Linked DNA regions of Homo sapiens: region 2 is linked to region 1. Evidence: read pairs that join two places in POLR2A ChIA-PET (ENCODE). Cell type or tissue: MCF 10A. All regions are shown on one strand. Each heading gives the region's core, and the rest is flanking DNA. Links, peaks and the distances in the headings are about the cores only. Region 1 overlaps SPIRE1 (spire type actin nucleation factor 1). Region 2 overlaps SPIRE1 (spire type actin nucleation factor 1).

Region 1 (12,969 bases), core at 4,887-9,886:
GTACCACATTTCTTTATAAGGTGACAAAATGTCCTAAAATTGTGGTGATGGCTGCATAACTCTGAATATCTCAAAAACCGCAAATTGGGTAAGTGGGTAACTTGCATGCTTTGTGAATTATATCCTAAAAAAATTATTTTTAAAAAAATTAGAAACATCATCAAAAAATTAGGAAATGGTCATAAACCGAGGAAATTATCTAATTTTGCTGATAATGGGTTTTTAAAAACCTTATTTTAATATCTGCTAAATACAGTAAAATCTCCACCAAATTGAGAGAATATGTCGAGACACCATACTGAACTGCAGAAGCTCAATTAGCCTCCACCTAAATGACTCATCCATCTCTACTCCCTAATCCCCAGATCTATCATACTGACTTCTCTCCACGTCACAGGCCAGCTACTCCTTCAGTCACCAGGCATTTCTGTTCCTATGCTTACCATGGGTCAGTTGGGTTTGTTCCCAAACCTATTTATACAACTGCACCACTATTATTATGGTACCAATTAATTAAATGATGTATAAACTGATGAAATAATGAGTGTATAAAACACATCTGTGTAGCGTGGGAAATACAAAGAATGTAAGAAAACAGCAGATGAACAATACATAACAACAGAAGAATGATCACAGGAATAGAAAAAAATTTCAGACAGAAATGTTTCTTCCCTTGAAGGGAAAACGGAGCTATGTCCAGTCTTTTTTTTTTTTTTTTTTTGAGACAGAGTCTTGCTCTGTCGCCCAGGCTGGAGTGCAGTGGCGCGATCTTGGCTCACTGCAAGCTCCGCCTCCCCGGTTCACGCCATTCTCCTGCCTCAGCCTCCTGAGTAGCTGGGACTACAGGCACCCACCACCATGCCCGGCTAATTTTTTGTATTTTTAGTAGAGACAGGGTTTCACTGTGTTAGCCAGGATGGTCTCGATCTCCTGACCTCGTGATCCGCCCGCCTCAGCCTCCCAAAGTGCTGGGATTACAGGCGTGAGCCACTGTGCCCAGGCCTCAGCTGTGTCCAATCTTTAACATGACCTGTAATACTTGGCACCACCTTGTCTTTCCTACATTTTCTTTAACTCTCCCTCCTTCTCTATGCTTCAGACATCCTTGTGTTCTGTCAGTTTCAAAAACAGCTAGCTCTTTCAGAATCTTCACTATGGTGTCCTTCTTCCTGGAAAGTTCCACTGGATTTACCTAAATCCTTTCCCTCAGCCTGGCTAACTCCTTCAAGCCAAGTCTGTCTTTTAATGCAAAGATGCATGTGACTCTAAGAATGGCACACAACAGATGCTCAATTAATGTGTCAATATTGTTATGTACCTAAGGGAAGAGATGCCGAGAAAAATACTCTAAACAGCCACTATCACTAAGCAGTAGGGTATGAAGTGATTTTTACATTCTTTTACCCTTCAAGATGTTTTAATTTTTACAACAAATATACATTTTTTTTTTTTGAGACAGAGTCTCGCTCTGTTGCCCAGGCTGGAGTGCAGTGGCGTGATCTTGGCTCACTGCAAGCTCCACCTCCTAGGTTCATGCCATTCTCCTGCCTCAGCCTCCTGAGTAGCTGGGACTACAGGCGCCCGCCACCACGCCTGGCTGATTTTTTGTATTTTTAGTAGAGACAGGGTTTCACTGTGTTAGCCAGGATGGTCTCAATCTCCTGACCTCGTGATCTGCCCGCCTTGGCCTCCCAAAGTGCTGGGATTACAGGTGTAAGCCACTGCGCCTGGCCAACATCATTTCTACAAATGCTACAAATGAATAAATGTACTTTGAAAAACTAAATAAAAATCTAGTCCCTTCCCACACAGATCCCATCCGCATTGCATTATGTGTGCTGAAAAATACTGGTTTTATTTTATTTAAATCATTTTAATTTTTCACTAAGACAGACTGATAAGGCAAATTCTTTTTTGTTTTGTTTTTTGAGAGAGTTTCACTCTTGTCACCCAGGCTGGAGTGCAATGGCATGATCTTGGCTCACTGCAACCTCCACCTCCCAGGTTGAATCAATTCTCTTGTCTCAGCCTCCCAAGTAGCTGGGATTACAGGCAACCACCACCATGCTCAACTAATTTTTTGTATTTAGTAGAGCCAGGGTTTCACCATATTGGCCAGGCTGGTCTCGAACTCCTGACCTCAGGTGATCCGCCTGCCTCGGCCTTCCAAAGTGCTGGGATTACAGGCGTAAGCCACTGCACTCGGCCTTTTTTTTTTTCTTGAGATGGAGTCTCACTCTGTCGCCCAGGTTGGTGCGCCCTGGAGTGGTCTCGGCTCACTGCAACCTCTGCCTCAAGGGTTCAAGCCATTCTCCTGCCTCAGCCTCCCGAGTAGCTGGGATTACAGGCACGTGTCACCACACCCAACTAATTTTGTATTTTTAGTAGAGACGGAGTTTCGCCATGTTGATCAGCTGGTCTCGAACTCCTGACCTCAGGTGATCCGCCCGCCTCGGCCTCCCAAAGTGTTGGGATTACAAGCGTAAACCACCATGCCTGCCTAATAAGGCAAATTATTAAAAAAAAAAAAACATTCTACATGGCTGGGAGTGGTGGCTCACACCTGTAATCCCAGCACTTTGGGAGGCTGAGGCGGGTGGATCACTTGTGGTCAGAAGTTTGAGACCAACCTGACCAATATGGTGAAACCCCGTCTCTACTGAAATTACAAAAATTAGCCAGGCGTGGTGGCGTGTGCCTGTAGTCCCAGCTACTCGGGAGGCTGAGGCAGCAGAATTACTTGAACCCAGGAGGCGGGGGTTGCAGTGAGCCGAGATCGTACCACTACACTCCAGCCTGGGTGACAGAGCAAGACACTGACTCAAAAAAAAAAAAAAAAAAATCTACATACTCTATTGTAAAGTACTGGGAGGTGTTTAAGCTACCCATATAGTAAATATGGTAAACTCTTTTGAGACCAGCCTGGCCAACATGATGAAACCCCATCTCTACTAAAAATACAAAAATTAGCCAGGCATGGTGGTGGACACCTGTAATCCCAGCTATTTGGGAGGCTGAGACAGAATTGCTTGAACCTGGGAGGCAGAGGTTGCAGTGAGCCGAGATCACGCCACTGCACTCCAGCCTGGGCGACAGAGTGAGACTCCATCTCAAAAAAAAAAAAAAGTAATTATAAAATATTTACTCCCAGATAATTTGAGTTATTCTGAAATCCTTTGCCAGACATATAACTATTATTTGTCTTCAGATATAGTAAAAACTATTCAAAGGAACACTACTTGTATAAATTATGTATCCTATGGTCAAATCATGTCCCCTGATAGACATCTATGACTGTAACCCAGAAAGGTCATTTTAGTAATAAATGCCAACTGGGCGGGGGTGGGGGAAGCATGACTGAATTTCAAATATGCCAAGTGACTGTCATAATGTCCTAGTCTATGTCTGATACATGAAATCTAAGTGGAGATTATCTATTCATCACACTACAATGATCCCTCTGCCAAGACCTCTATTAAAATTGACACTCGGAAGCGGCAACTCATGTACAGACACAATTTCCTCTGAGGACGTACAAACTGATTTCCACACCGTGTTGCGGCCATGGGAATTCAGGTGTGTTTGGGGTCTTTAATCCAAAAAGACAGAAAGTAGAATGCAAGCATTCCTAAACATTCCTCTTAGCCTGCTGACCAAGGAGAAAATGCTGTTGTTACCAGCAGTTACTGGAGTTTATTCTTCCAGTCCTCTTTGACAATACATTTCATCATTTTAACTTCTTGTGATGCAATTCCATTTACAAACCCATAAAGCGTAAGATCAGGCAAAGCCATCTGCTAAAAGAGTAGATTCAATAATAATTGCCTTGTTGTTTCTACAAGATATTTTAAGATTTAATTAGTTTGGTATCAAATACTATTTCTCAGTCACATAAAACAGCCTCATTTATGCAGCTAAAGTTGTGCATGCATGCAAATATTTTCATGTGTGCATAACTACTACTTTCTTCTTTCAGGTTGGATTTTTTAGTTACTTTTGAAATTAAGGGCTACCCATTGTCAATTAAAAGAGGCAATACAGGGCGGGGCATGGTAGCTCATGCCTGTAATCCCAGCACTTTGGGAGGCCAAGGCGGGTGGATCACCTGAGGTCAGGAGTTCGAGATCAGCCTGGCCAACATGGTGAAACCCCGTCTCTACTAAAAATACAAAAATTAGCTGGGCGTGGTGGCGGCTGCCTGTAATCCCAGCTACTCAGGAGAATCACTTGAACCCAGGAGGCAGATGTTACAGTGAGCTGAGATCACACCACTGCACTCCAGCCTGGACAACAGAGAGAGACTCCATTCCCCACACCGCCCCGCCCCCCCCCAAAAAAAGGAAATACAAATCTAATTGTCACCTAAACGAGCCAGAAGGTAGAATCAATTATGGGTAGTGAGCTGATTTAGCTAAAGACAAAAAAAGACATTTTAAAATGTTATACTCCGTATAAAGCAGCAAACCCCATTTACAGCCTTTAGTAGTTTATTTTAGGATGCTCAGAAAACATTAAAAATTGATATAGCCCTGTTTGGGTCAAAAACTGTACATAACCAGATCGAGGTCCAAGAGACTATGATGTATTTCTTGGCTTCTCTCAAGATCTCTGGGTCCCCTAAAGCAGATTTGACTTTCCAGGAGGTTCAACTATATAGAACAATTCTTGAATCATTTTGAGTAATTTGGAATCAGACTACTTTACAAGTTCCTACAGTACAGACCCTGTCCTCATCTAAGAGGTTGAAGGTTCATGGACTGCGTTAACACTTTTGTCAAGGTTACATCTAACAGGACTATATCCGTTGGCTATAAAATGCCAAGAACTGAAGTAGCTGCAGTTAAGAGGCATATAAGGAGATACAAAGGCATCTCATTATTCCAAATAAGGCACTAAATTAACCATCAGCATTATGTAGATACCTTACATTGCAGATACAGGCTGAATAAAGAAAAGACAAATATATGAAAAGTAAAGAGATAAAGTGGTTCCGCAACTTTCTGGCTATGTCGGCTTGGGCAAATTACTTAACCTCTCTATATACTTAGCTCTCATCCCTAAAATGCAAATAATAGGATCTACTTCATACATTTGCTGTGATGATTAATTAATGTCTATAACAGTACTTGGAATATAGTAAGCTGTAAAATATATATATATATATATATTTTTTTTTTTTTTTTGCCCAGAGGATGATCATTTTTAATTTAAAAAGATTGTTAACAGGTCTGAACTCTTTTGTTATTTACATAAACAAAACAAAATTTTTTGACTGAGAGTAATTAATGCCTCTTAATTCAAACTAAATATTCTTTTGCTTCAGAGGTGGACAGAGAAACACTCTTCTAATTGTAAAATTTTTTTGTTATTATACTTTAAGTTCTAGGGTACATGCGCACAATGTGCAGGTTTATTACAGAGGTATACATGTGCCATGTTGGTTTGTTGCACCCATTTACATTAGGTATTTCTCCTAATGCTATCCCTCCTCCCTCCCCCACCCCACAACAGGCTCCAGTGTGTGATGTTCCCCACCCTGTGTCCAAGTGTTCTCATTGTTCAATTCCCACCTATGAGTGAGAACATGTGGTGTTTGGTTTTCCGTCCTTGCAATAGTTTGCTCAAAATGATGGTTTCCAGCTTCATCTATGTCCCTGCAAAGGACATGAACTCATCCTTTTTTATGGCTGCATAGTATTCCATGGTGTGTATGTGCCACGTTTTCTTAATCCAGTCTATCATCGATGGACATTTGGGTTGGTTCCAAGCCTGCTATTGTGAATAGTGCCACAGTAAACATATGTGTGCATGTGTCTTTATAGTAGCATGATTTATAATCCTTTAGGTATATACCCAGTAATGGGATCACTAGGTCAAATGGTATTTCTAGTTCTCGATCCTTGAATCGCCACACTGTCTTCCATAATGGTTGAACTAATTTACACTTCCAAAAACAGTGTAAAAGCGTTCCTATTTCTCCACATCATCTCCAGCATCTGTTGTTTCCTGAATTTTTAACAACTGCCATTCTAACTGGTATGAGATGGTATCTCATTGTGGTTTTGATTTGCATTTCTCTGATGACCAGTGATGATGAGCATTTTCTAATGTGTCTGTTGGCTGCATAAATGTCTTCTTTTGAGAAGTGTCTGTTCATATCCTTTGCCCACTTTTTGATGGGGTTGTTTTTTTCTTGTAAATTTGTTTGAGTTCTTTGTAGATTCTGGATATTAGCCCTTTGTCAGATGGGTAGATTGCAAAAATTTTCTCCCATTCTGTAGGTTTCCTGTTCACTCTGAGGGTAGCTTCTTCTGCCATGCAGAAGCTCTTTAGTTTAATTAGATCCCATTTGTCTATTCTGGCTTTTGTTGCCATTGCTTTTGGTGTTTTAGTCATGAAGTCCTTGACCATGCCTATGTCCTGAATAGTATTGCCTAGATTTTCTTCTAGGGTTTTTATAGCGTTAGGTCTAACATTTTAAGTCTTTAATCCATCTCGAATTAATTTTTGTATAAAGAAAGGGATCCAGTTTCAGCTTTCTACATATGGCTAGCCAGTTTTCCCAGTACCATGTATTAAATAGGGAATCCTTTCCCCATTTCTTGTTTTTGTCAGGTTTGTCAAAGATCAGATGGTTATAGATGTGTGGTGTTATTTCTGAGGCCTCTGTTCTGTTCCATTGGTCAATATATCTGTTTTGGTACCAGTACCATGCTGTTTTGGTTACTGTAGCCTTGTAGTATAGTTTGAAGTCAGGTAGTACAATGCCTCCAGTTTTGTTCTTTTTGCTTAGGATTGTCTTGGGAATGCGGGCTCTTTTTTGGTTCTATATGAACTTTAAAGTAGTTTTTTCCAATTCTGTGAAGAAAGTCATTGGTAGCTTGATGGGGATGGCATTGAATCTATAAATTATCTTGGGCAGTATGGCCATTTTCACGATATTGATTCTTCCTATCCATAAGCACGGAATGTTCTTCCATTTGTTTGTGTCTCTCTCTTATTTTGTTGAGCAGTGGTTTGTAGTTCTCCTTGAAGAGGTCCCTCATATCCCTTGTAAGTTGGATTCCTAGGTATTTTATTCTCTTTGTAGCAATATGAATGGGAGTTCACTCATGATTTGGCTCTCTGTCTGTTATTAGTGTACAGGAATGAGTAAGCTGTAAAATATTTCTTCAAGATGCATGTGGGAATGAAACACAGAATAGGTACTTATGCCCAGTATACATGAACTTTATTTCTGAGATGTGAACATGAGTCTTTTTAATAGTTTCCCTCACTAAAGCTTAAATGATTCTATGGTACAATTTTTACAAACCAGTTCTATCAAGATTAAAGTAATGATAAAAGTTCATTTAACTTTATATAATACTTTAACCTATTCCACTTAAAATACAGTTAATCCCCCAAGGGAACAGGATTGTTCTAGTTATTCATTTAACCTTCTTTCCTGCTGAAGGGAAAGGGCCTCTGAGTGCTACATAATTAGTGGTGATTAATAGGAGACAGGAATGTGATGAAATTTGGAAAGCTGGAAAAAAACCAATGTAAAAGCCTCAATTAAAATACATGGAAATTCAAATCAGTTCTGTTTTAGCATTTTCAAATATTTAGCAATTTTCTTCAAAAGTAAGATTATAATCCACAAAACTATTTAAACAATGGCAGTAGGAAAAATTTGTAAAATTGGAATAAAAGCTACCCTTAAATCTGGGTCTGAACTGCTTCCTTGACAGGCAAGCGCCTACGAGTACAGGTTAGTCATTCAAGAGTTTATAAATTAGTAGTCTGAGCTGTGAGCCACTACTAGGAAGGGAGAAATATGGGTCACACGCTGTTTAAATTACATGTCCTTTTCAAAACTGTAAGAACAACATACAGATCAGTGGCTAAGAGGGGCTGGGAGGAGGGGCAGGGCTAACTACAAAGTGGCATGGGGGACGTTAAAGGGGTGACAAAACTTGATTGTAGGGATAGTTAACAACAAAATATCCTTGTCAAAACTCAAAGAATTAAATAAAAAGGTAAATTTTACTGTATGTAAATTATACTTTCAAAAAGCAGAAAAAGTTATAGGGAAAAATTAAATTGCCTATTAAAGTAAAAAAATTTGCATGTCATTTAAAACAAATCATATGAAAGATTTCCATTAAGGAGTTCAAATGCTGGAAAATACTTAGTATAATCAAGTATATTAAAACATTTTCCAAACAGTAAGAAATAAGGTAAAATACTTGATTTTAAGAAACATTAGCTTGAGGTAAAAGATCACATAAAAGTTAATCAAATACCTATATGTGATTTCACTGCTTTCTCAGAACTCATAATTTTTAATTTTTAAGAATATGGTAAAAGTGCTAAAAAAGTTATAATTAAAACTACAAAATAATTCATAACATGATTTTTATGTACTACAAAAACTATTAAAATTAAAAAGTTGAACAATTGATGTTCTCTATTTCAATTCTATGACTTGATGAGGGTCCTAAAACCCCAGAGAGATAAAGAGATTTTGTTCTCCCTGGGAGTCTGTAAGCCTTGCTTAAGAAGGACTTCCTTCTTGCTCCCAGGAAACCTTACACTTCCCAACCAGGAATGACACATAATATGCTGCACGTATAAAGCTAGGCTTGATGCTGAATAAAATGTAAATAATTTTTATGGCAGGCACAGTGGCTCGTGCCTGTAATCCCAGCACTTTGGAGGCTGAGGCAGGCAGATGACCTGAGGTTCCGAGTTCGAGACCAGCCTCGCCAACACGGCAAAACTCCATCTCTACTAAAAATACAAAAATTAGCTGGGCGTGGTGGCACATGCCTGTAATCTCAGCTACTCAGGAGGCTGAGGCAGGAGAATCGCTTGAACCTGGGAGGCAGAGGTTGCAGTGAGCTGAGATCATGCCACTGCACTCCAGCCTGGGCAAGAGCAAGACTCTGTCTCAAAAAATAATAATAATTTTTGCAGCTATCCACCCTCAATGGAGAATCTGAGGCAGAGAAGCGAGAAGGAAAGGGAGGCCCCATGAGCTGAGCCTGGGCACAAGGGCCACCTAACAAGGCCTCTCTGAATTCAGAAAGGCTGAACAGGCTGCCCCAGAATGGCAGCCAGCCTCTTCCTTCAGGCAGCTTATACTAGCAAGAGTTGGGTGAGGGGTTTACAGAGGGAATGGCAGAAATAGAAAAACAATTTGTTTTGCTCAACAGAAAAATAATTTAAGAGCCAAGAGAGGCTCTAGTAGTCAGTCCCCTTTGTGACCCCGTATAACCTCAGTCTCAGAAATGAGCCTGCCTTCTTGCTGACAAAAAGAGCCTTAAACCCATATGGCAAGGATGCCTGGGCTTCCTGCTGCCTACCCCACAACTCTAGTTTCCTCCTACCTCCCTATTCTGTTTCTTAGGAAGAAGTACCTCTGCCATCTGTGCTCTCATACCACAGCTCTCAAACCTTTAAATTTTGGTTTTAGACTCTCTTTACACACTAAAAAATTAGAGCCCAAAGAGCTTTTTTTTAATGTGGGCTATAATCTATCAATATTTACTGTATTAGAAATTAAAACCAAGGAATGTTTAAAATATGTATTAATTCATTTAAGCCCATTAAATGTTAATAACATTTTATGGAGGAAAAAAAAACTACATTAAAAAAATGAGAACAGTGGAATTGTTTTACATTTTACAAAACCTTTTAATGTCAGGCTCAATGAAAGCCACAGAGGCTGGGCAAGGTGCCTCACATTTATAATCCCAACACTTTGGGAGGCCGAGGCATGAGGACTGCTTGAGCTCAGGAGTTGGAGACCAGCCTGGGCAACATAGCAAAACCCCATCTCTACAAAAAAAAAAAAAAAAAAAAAAAAAAACATAAAAATAAAAAAACAGGCCAGGCACAGTGGCTTACGCCTGTAATCCCAACACTTTGGGAGGGTGAGGCGGGAGGATCACGAGGTCAGGAGTTCACAACCAGCCTGGCAAAACCCTGTCTCTACTAAAAATACAAAAATTAGCCGGGCATCATGGCGCACGCCTGTAGTCCCAGCTACTTGGGAGGCTGAGGTAGTAGAATCGCTTGAACCCAGGAGGCAGAGGTTGTAGTGAGCCAAGATCGCACCTCTGCACTCCAGTCTGGGTGACAGAGTGAGACTCTGTCTCAAAAAATACACATAAAATAAAAAATAAAAAACTGTCCAGGTGTGGTGACATGCACCTGTAGTCCCAGCTACTCAGAGGGCTGAGGTGGGAGGATGACTTGAACCTAGGAAGTTGAGGCTACAGTGAGCCGTTATCATGGCACTGCACTCCAGCCTGGGTGACAGAGCAAGACTCTGTCTCCAAAAAAAAAAAAGGCTGGATCTCATCTGCTTCTGCAGTCATTCTGACAGTCTTCCTCATGCCTCCAAAAACTCCATGGTACGCTCTTAAGAGAATGAAAGTATAAAGGCAAATGATATCCTAGTAGTACTATGAAAATAGTTTTGACCTTGCAGATCCCCTGAGAGGGTCTCAGAGACCACAGAGCCCTGGACCAGTCTTGGTTCTGAGCAGCACTACTCCAGACAACCATCGTCTCCCATGTGTTCCTGGGTCTGCTTCATTAGATAACCACTCTTGAACCTGGCTCACGCACTCCAGGCTCCCTCACACCACCACCACCAAATGGCCCATCGTCTCTAACCTAAAACGCAACAGAAAACTTCCTCCTTATGCTGTTTTTTAATTCCTTCTGTCATTTCACCAAACTTCTAAGAAAAAGTAGTTCCCTCTGGCTCTACCGCCTCACCACTCCTGCTTTTTGCTATCTTAATTACCAAAGTAATACACAGATACTTTTTTTTAAATCAAACAATATGGATAAATGACCATCCACAATCCCAATCTCCTCCCCACTGATAACCACTGTTAGCCCTAGAAAATACCTATTTTTCTGAATTAAATCAATATCAGATTGAAATTTTTGTTTCCTTGTGTTTTGCCCCCTCCAAATTTTTACTTTTTTTTTAATTCTGAAAAACTTCTATTTAGTTAGATTCCAATTCTTTTGGTGACCTATGTTATGGATCAAATTATAAGGGCTGTCAATTAGGAGATAAAATGAACTAATGCTTCTTTACAAAGTGAGTACTAAACTAATGTTAAGATCATGTGGATTTTATGACAATATAATAAAACGATAATTAGATAACTGTGCCTTGTATGTAAAATCTTCATATTTCATTACCTAAATGCAGATGAATGCTGACTATATTTGTATCATCTTAATTCACAATAGTGCATTTAAGGTTTATGAAACATTTTAATATATAGTATCTCTTTAAAAATTTCATAAGCTATGAGGTTAATACAAATTACCATTAACATTTTATAGATAAGAAAGACAAAGTTCTGGAAGAAAAATTACTTACTCAAAATTGCATAGCTAGAAAAATACACACCCAGAAACCACAAAACTTACCTCTTCTGACTCAAATCAAATCCCACCCCTTTGTGTCATGTTGAATAGTATATCAAAAATTCTAACAATATAAAAATATTAAGTTCTTGCCTTTTTAGATCTAACTTGGAAAAAATTGTCCCTCCTTTCAAAGTTGAATAGAAAATGCAAAAATGGGCCGGGCACAGTGGCTCACGCCTGTAATGGTGGATCACCTGAGACCGGGAGTTTGAGACCAGCCTGGCCAACATGGTAAAACCCCGTCTTCACTAAAAATACAAAAACTAGCCAGCATGGTGGCATGTGCCTGTAGTCCCAGCGACTCGGGAAGCTGAGGCAGGAGAATCACTTGAACCTGGGAGGTGGAGGTTGCAGTGAGCCAAGATTGTGCCACTGCACTCCAGCCTGGGAGACACAGCAAGGCTCTGTCTCAAAAGAAAAAAAAAAAAGAAAGAAAATACAAAAATTAATGCCAAAAGGGATAAATTATTTTTGTTTCTCTATTATACAATATAATCCCTTGGGAAGCCTACATTTCATTTAAAACAACAGTTAAAACTTACTAAAACCTACAACAATATGTAGATGCATTATAAAATTTGAAATACAACTTCTTAAATCCTTTATTTGGGCATTGCCACTAACAAAACACCCAACACCCCCAATCTAAGGATGATGAAACTGCTACTGAAAAGAACACCACACATATATGCTGACCTGGTATTTCAGTATTATGCTTGAAATCCCTGCAATGAACACATAGAAACCCCTTAAATTTCACAATCAGAAATTTGAAATTAAATTATTAAAAAATAATAAACCAGGCCAGGCACAGTGGCTCATGCCTGTAATCCCAGCACTTTGGGAGGCCGAGGCGGGCGGATCACGAGGTCAGGAGATCGAGACCATCCTGGCTAACACGGTGAAACCCTGTCTCTACTAAAAATACAAAAAATTAGCTGGGCGCGGTGGCGGGCGCCTGTAGTCCCAGCTACCTGGGAGGCTGGGGCAGGAGAATGGCGTGAACCCGGGAGGCGGAGCTTGCAGTGAGCTGAGATCGTGCCACTGCCCTCCAGCCTGGGCGACAGAGCGAGACTCCGTCTAAAAATAAAAATAAAAAAAAAAAAAAATAATAATAATAATAAACCTACTTGTATAAATAACAAAGCACCAAATTTATTATTAATCTTACTAAAACATTGTTTCTAAGTCCCTATTTTTTCTTAAATTAAGGCAGCTCCAATGGAGTCTAACACATTTAAATGCTGTATTTATTATATGACATACTGCACTGAATTATGAAAAAAAAACTGAAATTACTAAGAGCTCTGGATCTTAGCTAACTCAATTCTGCAAATAATAATACGGTTAAATTTTAAAATGATAATTAAGCTATTCTTTATAACACAACCTGACGTTACAAAAATATGGACAAGGCAAGTAATTTTTCTTCACATTTTACTCTTCCTAAACCTAGAAAACACACCTGCTCTCAAAACATCTTATCAGGGCCAGGTGCGGTGACTCATGCCTATAATCCCAGCA
Region 2 (12,969 bases), core at 3,969-8,968, 60 kb before region 1:
TGAGTATATTTGAGAGATATGCAATCACTGTAATTTAACATGAAAAGATCTGTGTTTTCTATTGGTGACAACACGAATATGCTAATACTACTGTGGTTTATCACTTAGATTCACAGTTGAATGAATGTTTAATTTCAGTTACAGGGTAGCAAAAGTAACGATGCATTTTCTCCCATTCACACTCACAGATACCCCCAACCCCGATTATGAATCCCTGTTCTATACTCATTAAAAAAAAAAAAATCTGAGTTCTAGGTATATGGTGTTGATCTATACATTTATATAAGAAAGTATTATCTATGAGCATCAAAATAATACAAATTTCATACAACTATTATATTAGTCTTTTTTTTTTAAGAGATGGGGGTCTCCAGCCCAGGCTGGAGTGCATTGGCCCTTCATAGGTGTGATCATAATGTACATCAGCCTAGAACTCTTGGCATCAAACAATCCTCCTGCTTCCACCTCCCAAGTAGCCGGGACTAGAAAACTCTCATATTTGCTAAATTCATTTAGGTTCCTATGAGTAGATATAAATTAGAACATTATGAGATATTCCAATTATTCATAAAAACAAATGCAATCATGTTACCTGAATGTAAAAACTTCATCTATATAGTCCAATGAATCTTCTAAAAATAGTTGTGATACAAGAAATATGTATTGTCCTTTTCCATGTTATTGGCATCAATTGTATCTATAATCCCTTAGATCTTTAGAAGATTCTTGGGGCAAATAAAAAACCCCAAAACTGTTACCACTCAAAATAGAACAAGATACCGAAAAAGAAAAATTAAAGGAATATAAAATTATTTAAAAACTTTAGGAGTTACAGAAGAACATAAGATGAAAATATACTATTAAAGCCAAACAAATCTATTTTTATGTACAAAAGCATTCCTGAAATGTGTAAATATTCAAGAGCAAACTATTAAATTCTATCTTTTTCTAATGAACAAAAATCATACATAAAGCCGATGTAAATAGAGTATATATATTATGTTTTACATATCTTCAGTTTCTTAAACAGCTATTCTTTTCCTGAAATTCATGTTGCATAAAAGGGGCTTTTCATACTGATACAAAAAGCATAGTTTTACAATGTCAGGTTAGAACTAGCCAAGTTCATCCTAAAATTCATATGAAAAAATAAACTAGCAAAACATCCAGGAAAATTAAAGGGTCCCAGCTCTATCACATACTCAAGGATCTAATCAATGATTAGAGCAGTGTGACCCTAGAGCATAAACAGGCATACAGACTAATGGAACAGACCCAGTGGGCAAAGAAAGTTGGACTGGGTAGTGGCAGTCATTGGAAAAAAAATGAAACCAAGAAACTACTAGGAGAATAAAGGGGGCGAATTAGAGAAGACTTCCCTAACTATGAGTCAAACTCTAGAAGCCATAAGGAGAAAGACAGTTATGTTAAACATAAAACACATGTATAAGGCAAAACAAAAATTTTAAAACACCATGAACAAAGTAAAAAACAAAAAACAGTTTCTAAATCCACATGTAAGGAGCTTAGAAGTCACTACTCTATTCTGACAACAAGTAAAAAGCTGAACAAATGGAAAAATCAACAACTCTTCCTGGATCCATACAGATGAGAGCAGAGGGCAAACCAATGTCCCCAAGATTGGAGAGGCAGAGAGGTGAATACAGGTATTCGTGGCTTCCAGAGCAGAGCATTATAAGTGGAAACTGCCCTGGGAACCAGCGCCAGGGTGGGAAAAATTGAATGGTAACTGACCAAGTGCTAGGAGCTTAGCACAGCAATCCTGAGAATTAAAAAAAACTCCAGGGGACCTGGTCAGAGGAGGACCCTCACACTTGTGTATGTTTTACCGAAGAGAACTGAAAGCTCCAAAACTGAAAAGCAAAGAGAACAAAGACTGGGGAAAAACAAAAACAAAAAACAAAATGGAGTATCTAAGGACTGTGGGACAACTATTATGCAAAAGGTATAAATTATGTGTAATAGGAATAACAAAAGAAGAAAGAAAGAAAAAGAAAAGAAAAGAAAAAGATACCTGAAGGAATAATGACCAAGAATTTCCTTCAATTATTGTCAGACATCAAACTACAGGTCCAAAATTTTAAAGAACATCGAGCATGATAAATGCCAAAAAACTACACATAAGCATATCAGTTTCTAACTACAGAAAATCCAAGATACAGCAAAAATTCTTAAAGAAGTTAAAAGGACAAAAACCACACCTTACCTATGGAGGAACAAAGATAAGAATTACATTTCACATCTCAGAAACCATGCAAGCAAGAAGAAAATGGAATGAAATATTCAAAATGTTAAGAGAAAAACCTGCATCAACCTAGAGTTTTGTATTCAGCAAAATTACCCATCAGAAGTGAAGGAGAAATAAAAACTTTTCCTTTTTTTTCTTTTTTCCATTGGGAAGGAGCCTCGCTCTGTCGCCCAGGCTGGAGTGCAGTGGTGCAATCACAGCTCACTGCAACCTCTGCCTCCTGGGTTCAAACGATTCTTCTGCCTTAGCCTCCCGAGTAGCTGGGATTACAGGTGCACACCACCATGCCTGGCTAATTTTTGTATTTTAGTAGAGACGAGATTTCACCACGTTGGTCAAGCTGGTCTTGAATTCCTGACCTCAAATGATCTTCCCGCCTCAGCCTCCCAAAGTCCTGGGATTACAGGTGTGAGCCACTGCGCCCGGCCAAGACTTTTCAAACAAATAAAAATGGAAGAAATTTGTTGTCAGTAGACATGCCTTGCAAGGAATGTTAACAGAAGTTCTTGGCCGGGCGCGGTGGCTCACGCCTGTAATCCCAGGAATTTGGGAGGCCGAGGCAGGCAGATCATGAGGTCAGAAGTACGAGACCAGCCTGGCCAATATGGTGAAACTCCATCTCTACTATAAATACAAAAGTTGGCTGGGCATGGTGGTGCACGCCTGTAGTCCCAGCTACTCGGGAGGCTGAGGGAGTAGATCGCTTGAACCTGGGAGGTGGAGGTTGCAGTGAGCCAAGATCGTGCCATTGCACTCCAGCCTGGGCGACAATACAAACAAACAAACAAACAAAAAAAAAAATTCTTTAGGCTGGGTGTGGTAGCTCCCTCCTATAATCCCAGCACTTTGGGAGGCCGAGGCTGGCAGATCACCTGAGGTCAGGAGTTTGAGACCAGCCTGGCCAACATGGCAAAACCTCATCTCTACCAAAAATACAAAAATTAGCTGGGCATGGTGGTGCATGCCTGTAATCCCAGCTACACGGGAGGCTGAGGCAGGAGAATGGCTTGAACCCGGGAGGTGGAGGTTGCGGTAAGCCGAGATTGCAACACTGCACTCCAGCCTGGGCCACAGAGTAAGACTCCGTCTCAAATAAAAAATAAATTAAAAAGAAGTTATTTAGAGAGAAAGAAAATAATATGGGTCAAAAATTCAGATCTACGTAAAGAAAGGAGGAGCACTGAAGTAAAAATAAGTGATGGTAAAATAAAAACTTTTATTTTGCTTATTCTTAATTGGTCTAATAGCTAACAGTTTGTCCAAAATAATAATAGCAACAATGTATTCAATTATGTATGCTTATGTATATATCTTATTCGGGATTATTTCATTAGTACAGGGCACTCACATTACCTATCAAGAGGTAGAGTGTTATTTGAACTGGGCTTGGATTAGCTGTAAATGTATACTAGAAATTCTAGGGAAACCAATAAAGAAACTCAATAAAAGAATAAATAATTAATAACCTTCCAAAACAGAAAGCACCAGGACCAGATAGGTTCACTGGTGAATTCTACCAAACATTCAAAAAGAAATTATGTCAACCCTCTACAATCTACCTCAGAATATACAAGCAGAAGGAATATTTCTAATTCATCCTATGAGGCCAGCATTACCCTAATACCAAAAGCAGAAAAAGATACTATGAGAATACGACAGACCAATATCTCTCATGGACATAGACACAAAAATCTTCAGTAGAATACTAGCAAATTGAATCCAACCATGTACCAAGAAAATTATACACCACAACCAAGTGGCATTTATCCCAGGTATGCAAGAAATAAAACTTAGTTCGCAGATGACATGATCATCTAAGTAGAAAATACAAAAGAATGAACAAAATCCCTCTGGAACTAATAAGCAATTATAGCAAGGTTGCAGGATACAAGGTTAATATACAAAAGTCAATCATTTTAATACATATCAGCAATGAACAAGTAGAATTTGAAATTAAAAATATAATACCACTTACATGAGCACCCCCCAAAATAAAATACTTAGGTGTCAATCTAACAAAATACATACAAGATCTGTATAAGGAAAAATACAAAATACTGATGAACAAAATGAAAGAACTAAAGACACGGAGAGACACTCCACATTCATGGACAGGAAGACTCATTGTCAAGATGTCAGTTCTTCCCAGCTTGATCTACAGATTCAATGCAATCCAAATTTCAGCAAATTATTTTGCAGATATTAACAAACTAGTTCTAAAGTTTATATAAAAAGGCAAAGGACCCAGAATAGCCCACATAATATTACTCTTAACTGGTGGATCACAGTGACATTTTGGGTCTCCTAGAATCACTATCTGTTCAGAGCCTGTGTCCAGCTGTCCCTAAGAGGTCTGATTACTCCTTTTTCCCCAATATGCAGTTACACTGGTAAAAAGCCCTAAGTCCTTTGGGGAAGGATTAACAAAATATAAATTTTTGGTAGCATACCAGGATCCTTCCTTAAGGGAATTCAGCCTCCCTACATTCAATGGATTCTGGGTCTGGAAATGGCTCAAGTATGGGAATTGACTGAGGGTCATGACTCTCTGTTTTTATTAATCAAGTTTGAGTTTTGTTTACCTAACCTATAACTTTCCTGCTTATACAAATCAAGTAAGAATTTACTACGTTTCCCATTTCACTTCTAGAAATGCCATGATCAAATAACCAAAGCCATTGGTCTTTGTGAGTTGGACTATTATGACTGCTGCTTTAACTCTGCTGTTCATTTTGGTAATCATGTCTGCCTTGCCTTTGGTGACTGAGTGCCACCATTTGGCTCCTGCCACCCTGGGATCCAATTACTTCCATTGCATTAGGTTTCCCAATTCAGTGACCAGAGTTCCCACTGTAAGGTATGGCATACGTAGACGTAGAAGAGTGATCGGGGTACTTCAAGGATGCTGGGGTTCCCCTTACTAATTTATTTTTCACAGTCATGGTGAAAGTGTTTTCTGGACCTTCCCAGGGTGGGAACATAGGTGTTAAATGACAAATCCACTCTTACATGCCAATCATTTTTCTCATCTTACTACAAAGTTACCTTTGCAAGCTAATTTTAGTTATCACTCATGTATGCTGCTGTCCAGCTATACTGATTTCTTACTCTTTCCTTTATATGCTCTACACTTTCTCATCTCTATGCCACTGTTCAGTATCATTCCTATTTTCTGCATGGCCTTTCTCCTGCATTTTGTATGTCCAACTCCACTCATCTGTCCATCCTCTTGCTCTAAAGAATCTCCTCTATGATGCCTTGGTATCCCTGATTCTACCATCGCATCACAATCTCTATGAATTAATGAAAACAACTATTTTTTTCTTCAGAATCTTCATGATGTTAATTTGCATGTTTATGTGGTATATTTCACTTGTTACCTTGGATTATGGCTAATTATATACCTATCTTAATTCTCCAACAAGACTAAGCTCCTTGAAGGCAAAATCCTTCTGTAATTCATCTTTATATCTTCACATTATTTTATAAACAGTAAGGACTCAAAAGTTAATGAGTGAATGAGCCAAGATATAAATTATTTCCTCTCAGACATATATGGTTTAAAGTTAGATATGGAACTTATGAACACAGAAAGTTACTCCACCTTTGTCATTCCAACAGATCACTGTAGTGGTGATCCAGCGTGATCCAGCCTGAACAGCTCTGAAACATCCTGGAGGAACTGCTAGCCCAAGGATAAACTACATCTGGTCTGGTTAAACATCCCAAATCTACTCACCTTTCCTAATTTAAACCTGAGCCAAAAAGTAATTCTAAAATTAACCCATACTCTTAGAAATACAGGCATAACATGGCCGGGTGCGGTGGCTCATGCCTGCAATCCCAGCACTTCGGGAGGCCAAGGTGGGTGGATTACAAAGTCAGGAGATCGAGACCATCCTGGCTAACACGGTGAAACCCTGTCTCTACTAAAAATATACAAAAAAATTAGCCAGGCATGGTGGCAGGCACCTGTATTCCCAGCTACTCGGGAGGCTGAGGCAGGAGAATGGCGTGAACCTGGGAGGGAGCTTGCAGTGAGCTGAGATCACACCAATGCACTCCTGCCTGGGCGACAGAGTGAGACTCCGTCTCAAAAAAAAAAAAAAAAAGGAGCACAGGCATAACAAGGCTTGGCATTATTACACTGGCATGTGCACCAGCTGACTCATCACTTTCACTGGATTGAGGGAATGTCTAATATTTTGCCAGAAAAGCATATACCTAGTTCTTCGGACACCATCTTGAATTGGAGACAAGGGGGGCTACCAGAAAAATGACTGAAACATAAGAGTACCTGGACAGGTGACTTTGCATAGATATATACTTATTTATGCTAATTTTAGGAGGTTATTGGCCAAAACGTAGAAATGTTTAAAAACAACAACAACAAAAAAAAAAAACAAGAGAAAAGACAGCATCAGATCTAAAATATTCATCTGAGTTACTAGTCTCAAGGCAGGTGGAAAACCGTTGCTCATGTCCTATCACAGTAGCACCAGCCCCCTTGCCCCCTTGGACATTTCCAGGGCCTCTGACATTCGTTAAAATGAACATGAATTACAGTGTAAAGTTTTAGAACTAAATGAAACAAGTGGTTTTAAAGCCCAACCAATTGAAATGGGGTAGAAGAAAAGAGGGCACTAAATAAAACCACATATTCTAAAATTTAAGGCTACTACAATGTCATATCTACTTGTTTATCCTGTGTGGGGTCAACAGACACACAGATGGAACTGCTTGTTCTCTAGCTGCCAGGTCCAGCCACTGAGGGCAGCCTCACTATTGAATAGCAGCACACACACTAACACCAATGCTTCATGCAGAGCACCCACCACGTATCCCATAATCAAGTCTTCCCATCACCACGTTATTCCCCTTCATCCAGCCCCTCTTTGTGCTGACTTTGACTTCCTAAAAGTATTGGAGTCCATATTTGTCTCCTTTGCTGGCATGATCAAGTATGATTCTTCTTGGTATTTGCTAGAATGCAGCGCTTTGCTCTCCATGCAGTATGTGCTTTAAAATTTTTGTTTAACATGTGTAAATAGCAATAGATAGCGTAAGTCTTAAATGTCAAATCTGCTGAAATGGAGATGACCTATATCAAATATCAAGGTTGTGGAGCACAGCGCCTACCCTTTCAGTTGTTATCTAACAAACAGTAGCTGCTATTGCCTTTGTCGTCATGCTTCATTACCAAAATCCCCTCTTTTCCAGCTTAAAAATTCAAAAACCAAAACCAGAAAAGTTTCTTCAAGTCCCCTTGTCAATCAAATAAATGGGATTTCCTTATATCTGTATAGCACTTCATTAGGAGTATGTTTTCCTTTATACATTACGATGATCCTGGGAAGCAGACATTAATTATTCTCATTTTAAACATGAGAAAACTGAGGCAGTTAATATATAACAAAGCCAGGCTGGAGTCCTCCTCACTTATGGAATTCCATATCCATAATTCTACTCTCCCACAGAGCCGCACACCTGGACATCTCCTACTCTGCCATGCTTGGGCTAAAATGTGGCATCAAGAATTAAATCCTATTCCATGTGTTGTATAATCATCAGATAACACACCAAATGAGGACTTCCCTTGTTCCACACCACATAAATACAACCAGTTCAGTATTCAGATTTCTGGTAAGCTCATTAAATTATCAACCCTTTGGGTTTACAGTCAACCAGAATGGCCAAGTCACACACATCATAATAGTTAAGCATATTTCTCCTTTAGTGTGTGTTTCTTTTTTTTAGCTTGTGAAAGATGTTTTTCAGACCTGGTAAAAGGTTACATATTTATCTCAAACCTATTTTATCCTATTTATTTATTAATTTTATTTTTTTGAGATGGAGCCTTACTCTGTCACCCAGGCTGAAACGCAGTTGCACAACCTCTGCTCACTGCAACCTCCGCTTCCTGGGTTCAAGCAATTCTCCTGCCTTAGCCTCCCGAGTAGCTGGGATTACAGGTGCCAGCCACTACGCTCGGCTAATTTTTGTATTTTTAGTAGAGATGAGGTTTCACTATGTTGGCTAGGCTGGTCTCAAACTCTTGACCTCAAGTGATCCGCCCACCTAAGCCTCCCAAAGTGCTGGGATTACAGGCATGAGCCACCACACCTGGCCCCTATTTATTTTGAACAATTATTTTAGCTTGGTAGAATCATGTAAAATCTAGAGTCTGCCATCTAACACATTATCATGCCCAGACCAAAACTGGCCAATCTGGGTATGCATTCTGCGTCTTTAGAAAATTTATTTAAAGGTGAGTCCCAACTAAGAAGCCCTTCAGAATACCAGGGACATTTTCCCCATGCTGACACTGATTGCAACCTAACTTCATAAAATGATCTCACATTTTTCCACTGTGTTCACAAAAATACTATAAAGCTTTAATAAAATACTTTGTCACAATCTCTAAATACTATTGTAATCCCACATCTAATAAACTCTATCCCTTCAAAAGCATAATTTTCTATTAATCTAGCTAATGTCCACTGTGCATAGTTCCCTTCATTAATTCAGTCAACAGACATTTCCCAAGAGCAAAGTGTATGTGGCAATGGAGATACAGCAATGAAGAAAACACAGGAGGTTTATGGCCTTCACAGAGCTTTTGACTTGGGGAAAACAGATAATAAACTGACTCATATAACCATGTTAAACATTACAATAACGAGAAGGTGTCATGGGAGCATATAACAGGGAACTACAACCTAGTCTGGGGTCACGGAAGCCCCTCACTAAGAGAGTAAAGTTTAAACAGACACCTGAAAGATCAGTAGGAGTTATACAGGAGCAGATGGGGTTACAGTAGAGTTCCAGAAACAGGAAATACTGAGTATGAGGGACCAGAGGTCAAGAAGAACATGGAATGACTGAGAAAAATCCTAATGACTAGAGGAAGAGCGAGGATGAAGCTAGACCAGCAGTGGGGGCTTGGGGGGGTCAATTACACAATCACACAGGGTCTCATACAGGCTATCTAAAGGATATGGGTCTTTATCAAATAAAATTAATACAGGCCACTGATGTGTTTTGTGGACCAAGATGATCTCATCTCATTTTTTTTTTAATAGACAGGGTCTCACTATGTTGCCCCAACTGTCCCAAACACCTGGCCTTAACTGATCCTCTTGCCTCAGCCTCACACAGTGCTAGGATTACAGACATGAGCCACCACACCCAGCCTGTCTCTACACAGAATTAGAAAATTACCCAGGCATGGTGGCATGCACCTGTGGTCCCAGCTATTTGGGAGGCTGAGGCAAGAGGATCGCTTGAGCCCAGAAAAAAACTGCAGTGAGCCATGTTGGCACCACTGCACTCCAGCCAGGGTAACAGAATGAGACCCTGTCTCGAAAACAAAACAAAAAAAATTGTTAAAAAAATTTTTAAATAGAAGATACACTGTGGTACTGGCAAAAGAAATGATAAAATAGATCAATGGGACAGAGTACACAGCCGAGAAATGTACTCACAGAAATAGAGTCAACTGATATTTCACAAAGGAGCAAAAGCAATACAAAATGAAGCCAGGATTGTCTTTTCATCAAATGGTTCTGGAACAACTGTATATGAACAAGTAAAAATATGAATCTAGACATGGACCTTAAACCTTTCACAAAAATTAACTCAAAAGGGATGATAGACCTAAATGTAAAATCCGAAACTATAAAACTCCTAGAAGATAGGCAGCATTGGGTTTGCAATGATGTTTTAGATATGACACCAAAACACAACCCATGAAAGAAGAATTGACTAAGCTGGACTTTATTAAAGACATTTTTCAGAGAATAAAATGATCAAGCCACAGACTGGAAGAAAATATCTGCAGAACACATATCTGATAAAGAACTGGTATCCAAAATATAGAAAGAATTCTTAAAACCCAGTGAGAAAACAACCCAATTATATAATAGGCAAATAATGTGAATGTACACCTCACCAAAGAAGATATACAGATGGAAAATAAGCATATGAAAACATTCTCTACATCATATGCCATTAAGGAACTGCAAATTACAACGAGATACTACTACACCCCTCCGAGAGTAACTAAAATATAAAATACTCGTAACACCAAATGCTAGCAAGGATGTGGAGCAATAGGAACTCTCAGGAATGCAAAATGGTACAACCACTTTGGGGGACAATTTAGCAGTTTCTTACAAAACTAAACACACTATTACCAAATGATCTGGCAAATATGCTTCTTGGTATTTACCCAAATAAGTTTAAACTATGTCCATACAAAAACCTGCACATGAATGTTTATAGTCAAACTTAGAAGCAACCAAGATGTCCCTCAATAGGTGAATGGGTAAACAAACTGTGGTAAATCCAGATAATGGAATAATATTCAAAGATAAAAAAGAAATGAGCTATCTATATAACAGTAATGATGGACATGTGTCATCATATATCTGTCAAAACCCACAGAATATAAAACATAAAAAGTGAACCCTTATGTACTATTGACTTTTAATTTTTCTTTTTTTTTTCCTTTGAGACGGAGTTTTGCTCTGTTGCCCAGGCTGGAGTGCAGTGGTGCAATCTCGGCTCACTGCAAGCTCCGCCTCCCGGGTTCACGCCATTCTCCTGCCTCAGCCTCCCGAGTAGCTGGGACTACAGGTGCCTGCCACCACGCCCGGCTAATTTTTTGTATTTTTAGTAGAGACGGGGTTTCACCGTGTTAGCCAGGATGGTCTCCATCTCCTGACCTCATGATCCACCCACCTCATTCTCCCAAAGTGCTAAGATTACAGGCGTGAGCCACCGCTCCCGGCCGACTTTTAATTTTTAATGTATCAATATTGGTTCATGTAGTAAATGTACTACATGAACAACATTGGTTCAATGTAGTAAACGTACTGCATTAATGCAAGATACTAATAACAGGAGAAAGTGACTTAAGATTATGTGAGAATTCTCTATACTTTCTGAACAATTTTTTCTGTAAACCTAAAACTGCTCTAAAAAAAGTATTAATTTTTAAAAAAATAGATAGATAATGTGGCTTTAAAAATACAGTGTTAGAGAACGGATTAAAAATGGGCCAGAGCAGATGCAGGAAGATCAAATAGGAGGCTACTGCAGTAGAGTCAAATCTAGGGCTGATGGTTTCTTGGGATGCATAGTAATAGGTAGATAGAGAAAGTCTTTAGGAGGTAGAATGGACAGGACTTCACAATGCATTAAATGTAGGGAGAAAAAAAATGATTCCTGGGTTTCTAGCTTGAGCTAGTAGGGATAGTGGTAGAATTTACTGATATGGAAAACTGGAGGAAAAAGAGTTTGGAAGAGAAAGATGGCAAGTTAAATACCTGTGGGAAATATAATCACAGACACTAAATAGGCAGCTGTGTGGGTGGCAAAGGAGAGCCATGGGCTAGGAACATACAGTGGGATTCCCTGGCATGTCATTGGTTACTGAAGTCAGAGTGTATGAGACAGCCTAAGGAGAGAATGCACACAGGAGAAGAAGAACTAAACATTCAGTGGCTGGCCAGAGGATGAGAAACCAAGAGATTGGACTGTAAAGGAGCAACAGTGTTGGGAAAGGGAGAAAAGGATGAAATCCAAAAACTGTGGTATCACAAAAACCAAAGAAAGAAAATATTTCAAGAAGGAAGGCATCGTCATATGTACTGAATGTGGATAAGAAGTAAGAGGAACTCTAGCACACGTCCACTGGATTCAGTAAGGTGGAGGTCATTGGAGACTTTGGCAAGGGCAATCTGGGTGAGTAAACAGAAATGTGTACACAGCAGTCTCAGAAAATTCAATGAAGAAAAGGGGAAATACATGTTAGTAGCTGGAGATGAGACAGGGCAGAGGTAGGTGTTTTCAGTCTGTCTTTTAAGACCAGAGTTTTAAGCATGTTTTGAATGGTGATGAAAAGAAAGTAGAGAGGAAAAAGTTGAAGATGATGGAAAGACAGGGATCAAAGTTACTGACAGTGATACAGCAATTATTCATGACTTTAGTTTGACAAACTAGATCCTCAAAAATGGCTAGTTATGACTCAGTGAACACAAAGAGTAAAAAAAAATAAAAAAATTAAAATAAAAAAGCTAGTCGTTTCTCAAAAAAGAAAAATCTTCCCCTGAATATTTATTTATTTATTTATTTAGACACAGGATCTCAGTCTGTTGCCCAGGGTGGGGTGCAGTAGCATGATCATAGCTCACTATAACATCAAATCCCTGCCTCAACCTCCTGAATAGCTGGGACTACAGATGCACACTACCAGGCCCAGCTAATTTTTGTATTTTTTTGTAGTGATGGGGTCTTGCTATGTTACCCAGGCTGGTCTCAAGGGATTCTCCCAAAGTGCTGGGATTACAGGCATGAACTACTGAGCCTGGCCTTTCCCTAAAATTTAGATATGCTTTTGTTGTTTTTATTAAGTGGTAAATAAGCATATGTATTTGCATCTGCATAAGAGTTACTCCTGCTTACAAAAACTTGCAATATCCTAACACTGAAAACTATACATTGCTGAAAGTAAAGGTCTAAGTAAATGGAGAAATATACCAAATTTATGGATTGAAAGACTAATATTGTTACAACGTCAGCTCTTTCCAAACTGATTTAAAGTCAACGCAATCTTAAAATCCTAGTTAAGATTTTTAGAGAAATTGACAAACTGATTTTAAAATGTATATGGAGGCCAGACGCGGTGGCTCACGCCT

What was found. Peaks named below come from ENCODE experiments on the same cell type or tissue, not always from the same donor. Only the 100,000 strongest peaks of a DNase experiment are listed, where the experiment ranks them.
Region 2: POLR2A ChIA-PET joins it to region 1 with 5 read pairs; 5 of 35 experiments call an interaction of 5 or more read pairs at or near these places.

What each region holds. Positions count from the first base shown.
Region 1 is chr18:12,621,720-12,634,688 of GRCh38, forward strand. The region is part of intron 2 of SPIRE1 (spire type actin nucleation factor 1); the gene reads right to left. Among named protein-coding and RNA genes, the nearest start is that of SPIRE1, 30 kb to the right of the region's middle. In MCF 10A, for the core only: no CTCF peak of the experiment used is centred there; no DNase peak of the experiment used is centred there.
Region 2 is chr18:12,562,977-12,575,945 of GRCh38, forward strand. All of the region lies in intron 2 of SPIRE1 (spire type actin nucleation factor 1), which reads right to left. Among named protein-coding and RNA genes, the nearest start is that of SPIRE1, 89 kb to the right of the region's middle. In MCF 10A, for the core only: no CTCF peak of the experiment used is centred there; a DNase peak (open chromatin) is centred at 6,435.